Linked DNA regions of Homo sapiens: region 2 is linked to region 1. A link is a loop called in an ENCODE intact Hi-C map of the cell type or tissue named here. Cell type or tissue: PC-9. All regions are shown on one strand.

Region 1 (8,000 bases):
CGGGCCTCGCGACCCCCTCCCGAGGGCAAACGGCTCGGCCCTCCAGGGACACTTGGTCAGTGTCACTCTCTCCCTACCGGGTGTCGCGCATTTTCTCAACAGAACGTGACCCCGTAGACGGATGAACTCGGAATCGGCAAAACCCGCCTGCCCTTGTCTAGTCTCTCTGCCCCACCACACCACTGCCCTTCACTGCGGACTGCGCCGTGTGCGCTCCGGGACCGCCCCTGCACCTTTGCCCACAGCTTCCCATTACCAAGGCAGCCGGAGGAAGACCTTTCCGAGTTACCTGTCTCACGTCAGCAGCCACACCGAGGCGGTCCCCCTCGCACCACTCCCCAAGTGCAGAGCCCCTGAAAGTCCGAGGCTCCTGTGCCACGCACCCTCCCCCCTGCGGGGCGACCCCGCGTATGCGTGTGTGTGTCACGCGTTTAATCGCACAGAGTAATTCCCAGACGTGCAAGACAAAGCATTTCAAGCAAAGATGGTCCAGAGTTCAAATTGGAAAGCACATCTCGAGGCGCTGAATCTGTTCTCGCCGTCTGCCTCGGTCTCTGGGGCGTCGCATCCAGGAGAAGGGTTTTAACTCCCTGCCAGATCCGCTCGGAATTAGCTCTTCTGGCGGTGCAGCAACAAGTGGCCCCGCCGCCTCCCTTGTGCACTCGGAGGGACTACATCCTCCTCCTCTCCCAGCCCCTAGTCCAAACGGGAGTAGGTAATGGCGGGGAAAGGGGGAGGTGACGAGAGCGGGGAGAAGGAAGTACATATTTTTTAATTGTGAAATTGTCTGTCTGCGTGCTGTGCTCTGGGATTCTCTTGTCTCAATCAACTTCAATTTTAACGTGGCCGTAACGTTAAGATTAAGACCTAGAAATGAAAACGTACCCACCTTTCTTATTACAAAGGTCGTTTGTTGTTGTTGTTTTTTTAAAACACCAAGTAACCCCCCCCCCCCCCCCCCACGGACTTATACTTTGTTTATGAGATTTCTCCAACCTTGGTGGTTTGGAGAAATGAGGTGGGGGAGGGGAGGACCAAGGGCAGCAAGACGTCCACTACGAAAATAAGATACTTACTAATTTAATAGGGCCGTTCCTTTTTACATAAGATGCTCCCCCACCCCCCACCAATTTACAATAGGTAAACTTTGAGCTTCCTCAAAGTTTCGCTATCTAGCGTTTATGCCCGAAGCTTTACGAATAAACTCCCTTTCCAGGTAAACCTGCCCAACCCTTGTCCTATGCCCAGCGAAGCCCAGGTACGATGGGTCAAGGACCCCTGGCTTCCACATTGTCTGAGTCACGTTCCAGTTGGAAAGGCCATCTTGGGCGAGGGACGTGTTGCCCGACTGGTCTAAATAAGGAAAGAAAGTGGAGTACCAAAGAATCAAGGGCCTCTGTTCCTCCCCATCCCGCCACCACCACCACCGGTCCCCGGGCTCTGCTGAGCGCTGCGGCGGTCTTGGCTGAAAACTGCGTCCCCGCCCAAATCGAGCGCAAAACTCCCTTGGACAGAAGTTTGAAAGAATCCAGTGTAGAAACAGACTTCTCCGTCCAATTTGGTTTTAATCAGTAATCATATAAGTATACCCACATAACCACCTAAGTGGAGAGCAGACGCCCAGATTCACGGTCCCCACGTGTTGCTGGAGTTGGCGCAGACGCGTGTGCGGGCATAGCGGCGGACGTGACACCGCATTTTCTCCGAATTCCTGCCATCTAGGGTGGTGCCGCCCCAAGAGGGGGCCGTGGGGAGGTGGGGTAATAGGCTGCGCAATCCACTTGCTCTGGGGGAGCTTAGGGTTCAGAGCAGAGCGCAACTCCGGGGGGCTGTCGCACAGCCCCATTCTCCCACACCAGAAGAGCAATGCTCCTTATGGATGATTAATAGCCGGGCTTCTCCTGACCATGCGGCGCGTCCCTGCCGGCACCACTTAGTTGTTTTAATTTGACCTTTATTAGCAACGTGCTCCCAGAGGCTGCGAGTTGGATTCGCACCACGATAACGGCCCTCTCCCCTTCCACCCGGCCGGCTTCCTGGGAAGGATCGGGGACTGCAGCTCCCGCGACGCCTCCTCCTCCTGCGCAGGGAGCAGGCCTGAGTTCCTCCACGTAATGACCTGGGAGACCTCAGGCATCCCGGGGCCTGGTCGGAGGGTCTTCGGGCCCTGGAGCTGGGCGGTGTCTGCAGTGCACCGCCGTGAGTTTCTCTCGGGTACAATGTGCTGGTGTGCAGAGAGGAGGAAAGGAAAAAAAAAAAACCCAACACCACTCTTAAGTGGCACTGGCATCTATGAAGTGGCAGTGGTCTACACTGAGCGTGCCCTTGCCTGGAGGTGTAGGGGGCGGTTACTGCAGCCGAGGGGAGGGTACTGCGGCCAAGGGCAGGGCGAGAGGACAGTCAAGGCCGGCTGGCCGCGTGGGAGCCTTTCCTCTCCGGGTTCAGCGGCCGGAATCACCAGCACTGCGGCTAAAGGGGCTGGTAGGCTCTCCTGCACCCCGCGTGCTCCTCCGCCTTCTCTGTGTCCCCCGGCTTTTCCAGGAGGAAGATGGGGTGCCCATCGCGAATGGGGCGCGCCGGGCCGCCTGGCCGGGCGGTCACGTGTCCCCCCTCCCCCGCCACTGCGGCGGGAGTTCCAATCAGAGCGCGCCAGGGGGCTCCTCCCGGGCAGGAACCACCCGGCTCGGCGGCGGAGGGTGGGCCGCCGTCACCTGACCGCCCGCCCCCGCCCCCCGCGAGTAAGGGGCGGTGGTAGCGTCTGCTCGGTTACAAATGGCCCCTCCCGCCCGGCTCGCCCGCTCGCTCGGGCTCGGCGCGGACCCGCCTGGGCGTGCTCCTCCCGCCGGCTCCAGGCGTCCCACCGCCCTGCCCGGCGCCAGCCCGCGGTCCCAGCCACTCCTGAGGGCGCGCCGGGCACCCAGCGCGTAGGCTCGCCCACGGAGGTCGACACGGAAGTCTGGACCGCCGAGGCGTGTGGCTCGTCTACCGGCAGGTGAGCGTGCACCGCGGGCGTGGGATGCTGTGGGGACAGTGCGGGGGACGTGTGGGGTCTTCGGATGCGAACGCGAGTCCGTGCGATGCCCAGGTCAAGTTTGCAGAGAGAGTCTGCGGTGTCTGTCTCCTTGGCCTCCTCTTGATGCTCCTGCGGGTTGGGGGCTCGGACCAAAGCTTCTATTTGGGGGAAGGGCTTCAGGACATTCTTGCCTTGAGATACTTGACAAAGGTTGAAAAGACACATCAGGTGGGAGCTTGTAGCTGCTGCTGATGGGGTGAGACAGGTGCAGTCGAGTGTGCACGCATATGTGTGTGGCTCCTGGGTAAGGGTCAGCTCGAGATGGGGAGAAGCCTCTGCGACGGGTCATTCTGTCCCCAAGAGCCACTTAGATTCCGGAGAGTGAAATTGAGCCGCTCTGAGGTGGTCACTAGATGTTATGGCAGCAAACCAGTGACCCCCAGTATTTCTGATATGACCCTGTAGTAGAAGGAGTGCAGATGGTTCAGTACAGAGTGTGTGAGGTTTTAAGGCACCCAGAAAAGATTCCTTTTACCTTATAACTTCTTGACAGAAATTAGTATTAAAAGTGCTGAATCATGCAAAAAGATTAGGAAAATAATTTACTTAATGTTTTGGTAAAGTTTTCCAAAGCTAATAATATCTGCATTTTTGGATCAATGCTTTAAATTTAAGATGTAGGCACTAGGTATTTAAAATCATATTTTAAGACTGTGCCCTTGGCTTTATGACTATCAGTTGCTTTTCTTTCTTTATGATTAGTTGTATCCATTCATTACTTCTTACCACTTTCACTACCCTCAAAACAAACAAAACCCCGGAAAAAAACCCAAGACATGGGATTTTTATTTTTATTTTATTTATTTATTTATTTCTGATGTGTTCATGATTGTAAAGGGAGTGGAGGTATCAGTCCTGGGAAATAAAAAAATCCTCCTCTGATGAATGCAGTGATGGCCAATTTGATCAATTTGATTTGTCATATGCCACTGAAGGGAATGTCAAGCTGATAACATGCAGACTGGAGAGAAAATGAAACAGGAGTTGCCCATTGAGGAAGACATAAGCCCTTATCCGATTGCACTCAGTGAAGGAGCTGGAGGGTAGTCCTTCCACATTGGAACCTGAGTCCTTGGTGGAGGTGCAGTTTTTGATGCAAGTTCTGAGGTCAGACACCATGTAACATAAAGATGAATTTAAAAAAAAATCAGAGTCAGGATTAGTAAAATGGGTGTGTCCAGCGACAGCCTTTGCCCATTTACTCTTGGCTGCACTGTCTGAAATGCTCAGTGGCCTGCTGACTCATAAGGGAACAAGCATGGCTTAGCAAGATTGGATTTTACTTGTAGACTCTAAAGAACTGTACTTGTTAAAAAAAAAAAAAGATTTTTGAAAAAGCATCATCGGAGACATCCATAATAGAGAAGCTAGTCTCTCTTTCTCACATCTCTTCTTCCAGGAGGTTTCTCCCTGATTCCTTGACTTGTCACCTTTATTTCAATACCTGTCATCCATGCTTGTGCAAAACACATCTGATTTGACACAAAGGTTTTAATCTGAATCTTAACATGAGAAACGGTGGGACTCTTAGCAACATGATTATTTCAAAGGTATTTTTGAAGGATACTGAAAAACTGGAATATGAACGATTAATTGAATTTTCTTTACAGCACAGACTCCCTTAACATTGCATGCAAGACCAGGGAGCCCCACCCTGTTTCTGAGCATCTGCATGAAAGACCAGGAAAGGAATTCGACAATTGCAGTGGTGCAGGGAGAGGCAGCTTCTAGGCTTGGGCATTACCTTTATTTAAATAATTACTAACAAATTTGGAGGGTAGGCTTTAATCCATAGGCAGGTCTTAAAAAGCACAGTGTTATTTCTTTTCACCTGTCAGCTTGTTAAAATGTCCATTTAACTTTGAGAGGTTGATTTTGTTAGAAAAGGGATACAGATCGAGAGCTTCCAAATTTTAAGATCCTAGGGCTAAAAGCCATAATTGATTGGAAGGACACATATTAAAGCATACAGTGAAGCCAAAAAGAGTTATTTTTGCTTCGATATTCTTAATAAAATTTTTTTTATAAAACTAAGTTTTTTAGAAAGAGGGGGGCTCCTTTTTAGGCAGTGAATGGAATAAATCAGCTTGTGCGATAGACCAGCACCTGGCATCTCAGTTTGAACAGAGATGCATAATTGGAGCAAGAAACAGATGAATGAGCTTACCTTTTACTGCTTGGTCCTTCAAACAGAACCCAGTCATTTCACATCAGATTAGAGGAAGGCCATTTCTACAACAAGACAAGGAGATTTCAAATCTTGTTTCAAATCTATGGGAAAGAAAATGTTTTGAGCTGCTCTGAAGAAAGAGGCATTATAAATTTACAGTTCATTATTATAGTTAGGTTTATCCGCATCGTCTACTGCAGATAGCGGGTCTGACCAAGAAGAAAAGAGATACAAAGACTTTTTTTCTTTCCTTTTTTTAAGACAAAATTTTCAAAAGGATCCCTACTTGGTTACCTTCCATTTTTTAAGGTAAATATATCATTTACGGAAGAGAAAATGATACGTTTTCCCTTGATGGCTAGAGTGAATTAATGCATTTTCAGACCTGAATGTCGTGACCAGTTAGCAGTATCTCAACAGTTCTTCCAGTCTAACGTGATACTCTAGGTGAAAATTGCAGGTTCTGTTCTGAACTCATAATCTTAAGCTGCTGAAACTACCTTCTGCTTTTTTCCTGTGTTTTTTTTTTTTCTTATATTATCTTTCCCCTCTTTTAAATCCACAAACTATACCTACAAATCCTAGCACCTAGAAGGCTTTGAGAGTCACCAGGAACACACAATCAGGTAAATTGTCTGTGATTGCGGGTCATTCTAAAATCAAAATAGATTTCAGCGGCGGCTTCAAGAATCAAATTGGTCAGACGTCTCTGGTGCTTTGCTCAGATGCCGGCGCCCTAGCAGCCTGCTTTCAAAGAGGGTCTTTTCCTAAGATATGCAGTGATTATTTTATGGAAATTAGCTCTACCCACTTGCACAGTTAATTGCAGTATGAGAAGGTTCCAGAACAGTACCTCCTTGAGTTCGACAGTAAATATGCACACATCATTGTATGACGAGCATTCCAGAACACCCACCTCCCAGCAAAGTAAATTTGCTGGCTGAATAAACACCTGGGCTGCTTTAGCCCACAAATGGCAACAAGTCTCATGTTTTACCACAAATGTACACTAAGCCTTTTTAGGACACTGCAGAGCCTTGTAGCATGGAAAGGGGCATCTGATGTCTGAATTCCTGTAGAGTTGGCCTCCAAGAATCTCTCTTTTTCCACTTGAGGATATCAGGTTATGAGTTTTTTTTTTTGAAGAATTTGAAGAAAATTGTTTGCTCATCCACTTATTACAGGGAATTGTAGTTAGTAATATCTTTGGCGTTAAGTATTTAAAAATTAATGATATTTTTGGGTGTGTGAGGGTTGGATTGAGGCAATAGAGAGTATCCTTTAGAAAAACCATTTGGAAATTGCTGCTCCTTTAAAATTATGTGACATTAAACACTTGTACATGCATCTCTGCAAAATTCAAGAAATGTGCTTTGGTGTGCGCATTGTGCCACATACACATGCATCCTACACAAACTGGAATTGCTATTTAGGACTGTTAAACTCTTCATTTTGAGAAGACTTAACTTGGGTAGTGGGGAGGGTTTTTATTTGTTTCTTTCCTGGTAGAAGTGGGCTCTGAATCTGTTGTGCTTAGGATCTTACTTAGTAGGTAGGACCATCAAGAAAAGACAGTGAATGAATAGTTCTTAAAAGTAGATAAAGTACATTTTTTTTTTTTTTTTTTTTTTTTTTTTTGCAGTGTGTCATCGTTTAGGTTGCTAATTTAAAAGTATTTCAGCTCTGGATTTTAGAACTAAAAATATCATGAGAAATAGTTTTCGTTCAGATGTAGCTCAAGATGCATCTCTCCCTTGTTCAAATTACTATGTATCCTCCTTGCTTCTCATGGAATTTGGAAACTATCCCAACTGCTAATGATCTAAACATTTTGGTCTTACAGGTGTTCTTTTGATCACAATGGATAGTGACTCTTCTCTTCTGCCTGAGAGTGGTTCAAAATGTAAGTTCAGTAAACTAAATAATTAAATATTAATAATTCTGAACATCTGTGCAGAGCAGTTCTTCCTATTTTTCATTCCTTCTGCCTAAGGACTCTAGCTTCATAAATAAGAATCTAGAAGGAAGTGCTATACCCTTGAGTAGGGGGTGGGGGGAGCCTAACCTAGATGAACGTTTATTCACTACCCAGCAGCATAACTTTATATGACTGCAATCACAGCCATTGATTCCTGTGCACCCCCACTGCCCCCATGTTATTTTCATGGTAATAGAATACGAACCTTTGGTGCTTGGGTAATGCTGAATTGACACTTCCCCAGATGTCATACGTTTCTGTGTGGCCCTGCCTGTTCTAATCTTCTCTTGGTTCAAGCAGATGGCTTCTGATATGTAGAAACATCCAGGCCCAGAAACAGAGGTTTTTGTTTTGTTTTGTTTTGTTTTGTTTTTGGGGTGGGGGGTGGCCCGATGAAATCCTATGGCTACTGTCAAGCTACCTTTCTTACCGAATGTACGTTAATCAAAATGCTATAACCCAGCTGATGACGTTTAGGCTGTTAGGATCTGGTACACGTAAATTATAAAATGGAAAGTGTTAAAGTGTACGGGAAGCCATTGCTGTTTCACACAGAGTTTGAATGGTTAGGGATTTTACAGATTTCCCAGGGCTGGATCCACCTTTTCCATTTGAAGGATATCAAGTACTTCCAAGTATGGCTGTTTAAAGAGTGAACTCTCAGTCTCTGAAAGGAACCTAGTGCTGATTTGGACCCCTCCCTACCTCTTTAGAAATCTCAACATGTGATTTGAGATATTTTTGAGAACTTCTTAGGCATTCGATGCATTTCATCAGTG
Region 2 (8,000 bases), 100 kb after region 1:
AGATTCCAGCTAAGCCAGCTATCTCTAGCCCTCCTCAGCCAACCTGAACTCAGTTACTGCTGCTTTTTCATAGTCTGTCTTTGATAACAATTCAAGTCTTCTTGCATTTGGAGGGAGTATATAGGTGGGAGTTTAAGGTGCCAGGGAGGTGAATATTGAGTCTTCAGCCCCCTCCTGGAAAGACTAATTCAGAAAAGCAGCTTTGTCAGGCCAGAAAGCTGCAGGGTGTCTCCTCAGGTTCTTTCCTCTGGGACCTTCTCAGGATCAGAGGGATTCTTCAATTTCTAAATCAAAGTAAAATCTCTGGCAAAACACCAAATAGAGCAGAGTGTCTCTGTCAGCAAGTTTTGCTTCCTGAAGAACCGTTTTTGCAGGCAGAAACACCAGCGGTCACTAGAGGAGCAGGAGGGTTGCAGCCCAGGAGCCTTGCCTCAGCCTAGACCCTCCACCAAGTGGAAGGCAGGGGACTGTCTGCTTCCTAGGGCAGGAGGGGCATCCCTACAAAAGGATTGCAAAATTTTGCTAATTTATGTTGGTGAAAACCTGAAGAATGTGCATAGGAATGGATTATAAGGATGTTGGACCAAAGATGGAGTTGAGAGATCCTGAATTTTATATGTCAGCTGAGCAGCTGGAAGTGGCTCCAAGAGATAGAAAAAAGTTTGGTTGGTTAGCTGAAAGTGAGACTCAATGGTTCTACATTCCATGCGGTTTCCAAAACTTCCTTGGCATCATGTAAGAGGATAGAATCAAAGGCTTAGAAGGCTGGGATGTGGGAATCAAATTATAATGTGAGCCCTGCACACCCACATTCACACTCTGTCCCTGGAGCAGGCTCAGAGGATACTCCCTTCAGTAAGGCCTTGAGCGGCCTGTCAGTGACTTTTCACATCCCCATTGGCCTGGGAGATCACTGCGGTGGCTGAGCTCCATAAGCTGGACACATTGGTGGGGGTGCTGTCATTGAGATGGGCTCTCCGATTTCAGTGGAGGTGGTAAGATCACTTTGTGTCAGAGACCAGAGATAGGCACTTAACTGCCAGGGACAAAGTGGCACAGTTACCTAATGAGCATCAAAATGTTTTTCAATATTGCCATTCAGCTCTTCTACCAACATGAGTTGTGTGAGGTTTCCTCTCTCCATTATTTTTCTTTGCTTTTACTACAACTACCTAAACACCATATACGCTATCTTGGCTATGAATTAACTGATACCTCTATTTTGATCCTTTTAAATTTTTCTTCCACATCCTGGAGAAAACCTCTTCCAAGGACACAGTGGGTGCCACAAATACATTATCCTTTGGCATAATGGACCCTAAGGCCAGGGGCGTAATTTAGAATGAATGTGCCAAGCGTGTGCCACTCCTTCAGGACAGAGCTGGCGATGGGAACTCCCCATTTTGGTATCTGGGCTTATTTCTGTGGTATTAGAGGCACCTCTTGGTGAGCTGCCAATTACTGTAACTGTTGATTGAGCCCAAGGATTATCTTTTATTCCCTCTACCAGCCAAGGAGAATGTCATCCCATTTTACAGATGGAGAAACTGTCATCTAATCATTAGGTGTGTGTTGCTGAGCTTTCTCCTTCTCTCCCACGTACCCAGAGTGTCCCTGCAAGAGCCCCTTTCAGACCTCCTCAAGTGCAGTGTGCTCATCTTAACGCCCCTGCCAACTTAGTTTGAATCAATGTTGTGGAGGAGCTGACTTGCTCATCTTCACTTTGCTGGTCTGGACCCATCATAGGAGTCAAGAAAATAAAAAGCATTAGTTTCAAAGGAAAGCTAAAGATGTTTGCTAAATATGTATGGCCCCTACCAACCTGTAGTTTCATAAAGGTTAATTGGCTGCTTTAAGCTCCACTACCTCAGTTTCCCCCATCTGCAAGATGGGGACAAAACCTTGACCTATTCCCCATCTTTTCACATCCCATTTTATTGCCTCTCAAGGACAAGGAGAACTGAAGTGCAACCATATCGTCAGCTGAGAAGATGGGCTTTGCTAAAGATTTTCTCATTTCACCCGTCTCTTCAGCTTCACGTGAAAGTCCCCCTTCTCCTGCCCCCAGGTCTGTAGCTATTGCCTTAGCCCTCAGGAGTAGGGAACAAAGGAAGGACATCAGCTAAGTTGTGGGCTTGATGCTTGTCTAAAGAGTATCCCATCCCTTTTTTTTTCTTTCTAGTGATGTAGAATGGGAGGGAGAGGGGGGTAGGGAAGGATGGTGTCACAAACACACAGTCTGAGAGCACCGAGCCCTAAAACAGAAAAATCTTCATCCTCTCACCACCTATGCTTCAAAGATTCATAAAAGCATGTCACTAGAAGCATCGCGTGAAGTGAACTAAGAGGCACTTGAGGGTGCATGATAATGTTAGCTGTGCCTTGTCACTTTGTTAAAGAATGTGCAAGTGCAGGGAGAATCCAGCAGTGAGTGCCCAGGCAGGCAGAACTCTTCACCCACCACACCCTCCCCCCCAACCTCGACCACCCACCCCCACCCACAGTTTTTTAGCCCAGGGTTAAGACGGCAGGTCCATTATATAGTGGACCATCTTTCATGGTCCCTATGAAGTTCAACTGAGTCCCAAGTTTGCTTTTTCTGAGTCTGAAAAGGTTTGCCTTGAAGTTAAGGTGACAAGAGAGTGACTGATTCCTGAAAATTTCTTGCAGAATGAAGGATGAGGTTGGACTTCTCAGTTTCTGTCCAGAACAAGGATGGAGAGGCTCAGCAGCACCAACAGGTCAGTAGGTAGGTTTTTTCTGTGCCATATGATTGGGTTCTGAGTTGCTGTAGCCATGGCGTTGGGCCAGACACATGATGGTCTGCTTTTGAGGCTCAAGGGTATTGTTATTTCCATCTTAGCAATAAGAAAACAAGCCCAGAGTGAGCACTGGACAGCGTTACAAGGCTGTAGAACATAGCAAAGTCAGGGGAGTGGTCAGCTCTGGGGCATGGAGACATGACTCATGTCCCTGCCCCTCTCCACCCTCTCCCTGGGATTCACTTCCCATGGGGAAGGGGTCTTTGCTCTTGTCTGTGCTTCAGACACTGTCTCAGAATATGGTCTTTCAGTGTCAACATTAAAATTTAATACCTAGGGTTATGGAAGTGTTTTACTTTGAGCAAAGTCTCAGGGATATTTTTCTAAGCATTCCTCATTCAGTTATGTCAGTAAATAATTGCACAAATAATTTTTTAAAAAGTGTTACCAAGAAAGCTGCATGGACCCCTTGAATTCTGTCCCCTGCCTTGGTCTCTCCCACTTTCGTGTTCTTCCTGTTTGTGCATCTGAATAAGCCCCTTCCCCAGGCATGTGAGCACATCCATTTGCAGGAAAGCTGCCCCCTAACCCCAGGACTGGAGGCTTTTTTGAGGTGTGGTACAAAGAGCCAGAGTTCCAGAATTCACCAGCTCCAGCTCACCTGTGTCTCCCTCAGGGGCGAACAGAGGTGGATCCTTGAGCTGCTCCAATAATGACATTCTGGAAGATTCATGTCAACCTCTGTGCCTCAGCCTAGAGTTTGGGGAGAGGACCCCCCCATGAGGCGACTGCTCACAGCCCTTAGAAGTTGGTTAAGAACTATAGGGTGATTTGGATTTGTAAGTTGTCCTTCAATTTTGCTAGTGATTTCTCTAAATAATGGCCAGGAGATCTGACAGGTCTGGAGGTGAGACTGAAGTGAGTCATTGCCGGTGTCAGCATGTGTGTGCCAGTGTCTCCCAGCTCAGGCTGCAGAGTGTAAGAGAGGGTGACTCATTCGTTCTCAGAAGCCTGTTCTTGGTTACCTTTCCCTGAGTATTTTGTGGTGGTGTTGAGGTAACTCATTTTGTTCAGAAGCAGAACTTCCCCTTACTGCTACTCTAGGAAATCATGTTTCATTAAAGGGTTTTCTTCCTCCAAAACTCTATTAGCTGCTGCATTTTTTAAGAGAGAGTTTCTTGGGAGAACTACTGGAGAGAAGAGAATATAAACATATTGTTTTAGTCCTGTTCTTGCTTTGCTATAAAGAACTACATGAGACTGGGTAATTTATAAAGAAAAGAGAATTAAATGGCTCACGGTCCCACAGTCTGTATAGGAAGCATGGCTGGGGAGGCCTCAGGAAACTTACAATCATGGCAGAAGGGGAAGCAGCCTAGGAAATTTCACAGGGCTGCAAGGCCAGGAATTGTGGGGAGGAAGCAGGACTTTCAAAAAGAAAAATTAGGTCTCTGCTGCTAACCAGAAATGCCCAGCCAGGCCTTTGAGGTCTCAATGCCAGTCAAGTTTTCCAACAAATATACTTTCCAAATATACATTTTGTCTGACAAGAAAGCATTTTGAGTTCCGGCAACAGAAATGCAAGAGCTGAGGCAAAAGAGGTGGGCATGCAAGAGGAAGTGAGAACGGCTTACCTGCTCCTGTGGGCAGAGCCCAAGGGCCCCCTCTGTCTGGGCGGGCAGTCTCAGGCTTGCCAGGATGGTTTGTCCCCAGGGTCCTGGGCAGGCAGCAGGATAAGCGAGGTCAGTAACCCCATGAGTACTGACCACAAGGTCAGGGCATTTGAGAGAAAATGGAGACAGGATTGTCTCGTTCACTTATTAGTAGGCATTTGTCATATACCAGGTAAGGAAATAATCCTCCCATTGTCAATATATCTTAATCCTCGTGTTGTCTATATGTCTTTCAAGGCTTGCAGGGGAGGGAAATGCTTTGTCAGAAGAAATCCCTTTTCGGAGATAAATGCAGATGCACCTCCTTTTACATAATGGGCATGGCCCTTAAAATGAAGTGTGTCTCACACATGATATTCGGGGCAGCAAGGAAACTTGCCTTTTCACACAGTCCTCCTAGAGCTTTTGAGGACGTCACTCCTTAGGTGGGTTTTGTGTAAATTGAGTTTCCGTAAAGGTTTTTCTGCAATTTGGTTTCCAAAATAGCAACAAATACTATTCAGTAAAGGCAAGGAGGTGACAATCCTTAGTGCCTCAAGTCCTAGCCATCTCTGATGATCAATACTCATGGGATCTTCACTTCCTTGTTATTACTGCCTTCCCAACTGCCCTCTACCAGCCTGGTAACTGAGATGACCACAATTTTTTAAAAAAGAAAAAAATCCAACCACCTTAAAGCATTTAAAATTCAAATAAGAATTAGAAAAGCAGAGTTCTGAGAACAAGGTCAAAAGAAGGTCTCTTTCAGTTGTATGCAAGTGTCACAGTTAAATCCTTGTGAATAGAAGAATCCAGGAACTTCCATCCCTCAGACAGGTTGAGAGAGTATGGAGCATAACTCTACAACCACCCAAAATATAGGATTTAGACAACTTCAATTTGGCCAAAAAAAAAAACGCAACTAACTAAGGCATGAAATTCACACTGTGGAAAAGAAGAAATCATAAATTCCCTCCCTGATGCTAAGTCGCGTTCAGGCAAAAGCAAATTTTCTGGCAGTGAATCAACCATTAAAAAAAGCTGCTTGCAGCACAGGGCACAGAGCAGACTTCTCAAACACTGGTGCTTATTATTCTGCTTCCAGCCTTTATTTCTCCTACCCCTCCCCTCTGAAAGCCGCGCTCAAATACAGCAATCCATCCACAGAAGAGCTACGCCTTTCCAAGATTAATTACAAGCAGGGGCCACGTGTCTGGGCTGGATGTGTGATTGATCCTGCAGGAGGAAATGCAGTGGGAAGCTAATGAGAAGCTAATGCTTGCTGCCTTTTATCCAGTAAGCAAAGTTCAAAGATGTTTACATTCTGCTAGTTAAGCAAGACCTAAGATGAATGGACTGTCTTCTCAGCATGAATTCTCGCCAAGGCAACACATGTATGTGTCTCAGAGGACCTCACCTGGGCCACAGAGGCCAGAGGGTCAGAACTCCTAATTTTGCAAATAGCTTGATTCCATCATGTTTTAATTAGCAAACTGATTATATTCAAGAGATTGGTGAATGAAAAGTAGATTAAGATCAGTGCAGCAGAATTGGGATATATAGGGTTAGAATTGGGATGTATAGACCAGTGGGAGGTATGGAGACTAGATAGGGGTCCTTGCAGCTAATTCTATAATTGGCAGGCGAGAGAGTACTCTTAGCACACCCGATGAAATGTGCTAAGATGCTGGAATTTCCTAATTTTTACAGAAAAGAAGTCTTGTTTTTTGCTACATCCTCCCCCGGGAGAAAAATTAAAAACTGAGTATGGGATTCATCAAAACAATAAAAGGAGGAGGAAAATATTCCATGTGGCATAGCTATACCTTGGAAAAAATAAATGACAAAGAGAGTTGGTAATTCAGGAGGTCCACCCTCGACTCTGATGCCTAGCAGCTGAAATGGCATCACACCAAAGATGTGTTGTGTAGCCCTGTAGCCTGGAAAGCTCCTGGTCTCTATGGCCACTTGCTAGCTATGACTTTGGGTAAGCTAATTGTCATTTCAAAGTTTCCATTTCCTTAAGTGAGAAATTGGTAAAACAGTACTATTTCAATTAAAGAAGATAATGGTCCGGGTGCTGTAGCTCACACCTGTAATCCCAGCACTTTGGGAGGCCGAGGTGGGTGGATCACAAGGTCAGGAGATCGAGACCATCCTGGCTAACATGGTGAAACCCCATCTCTACTAAAAATACAAAACATTAGCTGGATGTGGTGGTGGGCGCCTGTAGTCCCAGCTACTCTGGAGGCTGAGGCAGGAGAATGGCATGAACCCAGGAGGTGGAGCTTGCAGTGAACCGAGATCGCGCCACTGCACTCCAGCCTGGGCGACAGAGCAAGACTCCATCTCAAAAAAAAAAAAAAAAAGAAGATAATGAATGTGAAGCATCCAGGCTGGTAACAGAAACATAGTACATGCTCAACTCATGATAAGGCTATTTGTTAGACGTTCCAGTAGCACCTGGGAAAAGCAGGAGGGAAAGGGCAGTGTTCAGTGGCTGGGTTGGCAAGGGAAGCATACTGCTCTTTTGTGTAGCAAAATACTTTTCACACAGAGGGCAAAAATCCTGTCCTGACACCTCTGACACCAAATAGGTTTAATGTCCTCCCCTCACAGTTACCATAATGATGTCTAGGCACTCACATCAGGATGCATATTCAGCTCTGTCCAAACATGGGACTTTCAAATCTATACATGCACACCATCATCTAAAAACCACTCATAGGTCTTAGCAAGAATTAGTCTAGACTAACACAAAAAGGACTGTATGGAGCTGAAGGCTATTTGGAGCAAGAAATCAGCCAGGGTGAACTGTGGTTTAACAGCAGTGAGCACCGCCTCATCTCTAGAGTCTGTGTTGGAAACCAGGCCCCATGCTGGCAGCTTTCCCTCCCCAGTCCCACATAACTCTCACAACATCTACATGAAGGCTGTGAGGAGATGAGGAAGCAGATGGATGGAGAATTGGAGAGGGAAGCCCAGGTGCTTTGCAGGGGCTCCATAACCATAATGGCCATTATTTATGGGGCACTTATGGTGTTCCCAGCGGCATGCCATGCACCTCACGTGTACTTTTTTATTTAATCCTCAAAATAACCCTGCTGTGTAAAACCAAGTCTCACCATTGCTAATGTGGGGATTGTAAGAGTCTCACAGGTCAAGCAACTTGCCCAAAGTCACACAGCAGCAGGCCTAGGACTCAGGCCCCGGGGAACCTAATCACAGTCCCAGCGCTTATACCCCCAGAATGCTTCCTCACATCCACCAAAGGCTACCAAGGTAACATAGAGACCAGCGGGAGGCATGAAGACTAGATAGGCATCCTTGCAGCCAGATTTCTGTAATTCGCAGGCAAGAGAGTACAGTTAATATCTGAAGACCCTAAAAGATATGCCCTGTGGAATTTTACCATGCGCTCTGCCTATGTACTATGCAAATGGCAGTGAGTTTTGACAAATTTCCCAGTCTATGCTAATATCAGCTTACATTTACCCACTGCCTGCTATATGTGTACCAGCACTGTTCTGAGTGATTGACATGTATTAACGCAGAATCCTTACAGCAATCCTGTGTGGCCGGTGCT

What was found. Peaks named below come from ENCODE experiments on the same cell type or tissue, not always from the same donor. Only the 100,000 strongest peaks of a DNase experiment are listed, where the experiment ranks them.
Region 2: a loop joins it to region 1, with 11 times the contacts of the local background. A loop is called at or near these places in 6 of 110 quality-filtered maps.

The regions. Positions count from the first base shown.
Region 1 is chr3:43,996,536-44,004,535 of GRCh38, forward strand. LOC124909489 (a long non-coding RNA gene) reads left to right here and starts at 2,797. Exons shown (of 5, transcript XR_007096256.1): 1 at 2,797-2,992; 2 at 7,087-7,146. RefSeq lists enhancers at 21-130, 2,004-2,063 and a silencer at 2,524-3,053. In PC-9, no CTCF peak of the experiment used is centred here; DNase peaks (open chromatin) are centred at 716, 2,416, 2,716, 4,266 and 2 weaker places; H3K4me3 peaks cover 5,034 bases; H3K27ac peaks cover 4,849 bases.
Region 2 is chr3:44,101,387-44,109,386 of GRCh38, forward strand. It overlaps LOC124909489 (a long non-coding RNA gene), which reads left to right. Exons shown (of 5, transcript XR_007096256.1): 3 at 2,671-2,741. Among named protein-coding and RNA genes, the nearest start is that of MIR138-1, 8.8 kb to the right of the region's middle. RefSeq lists an enhancer at 3,466-3,625. In PC-9, no CTCF peak of the experiment used is centred here; a DNase peak (open chromatin) is centred at 3,735; H3K27ac peaks cover 1,676 bases.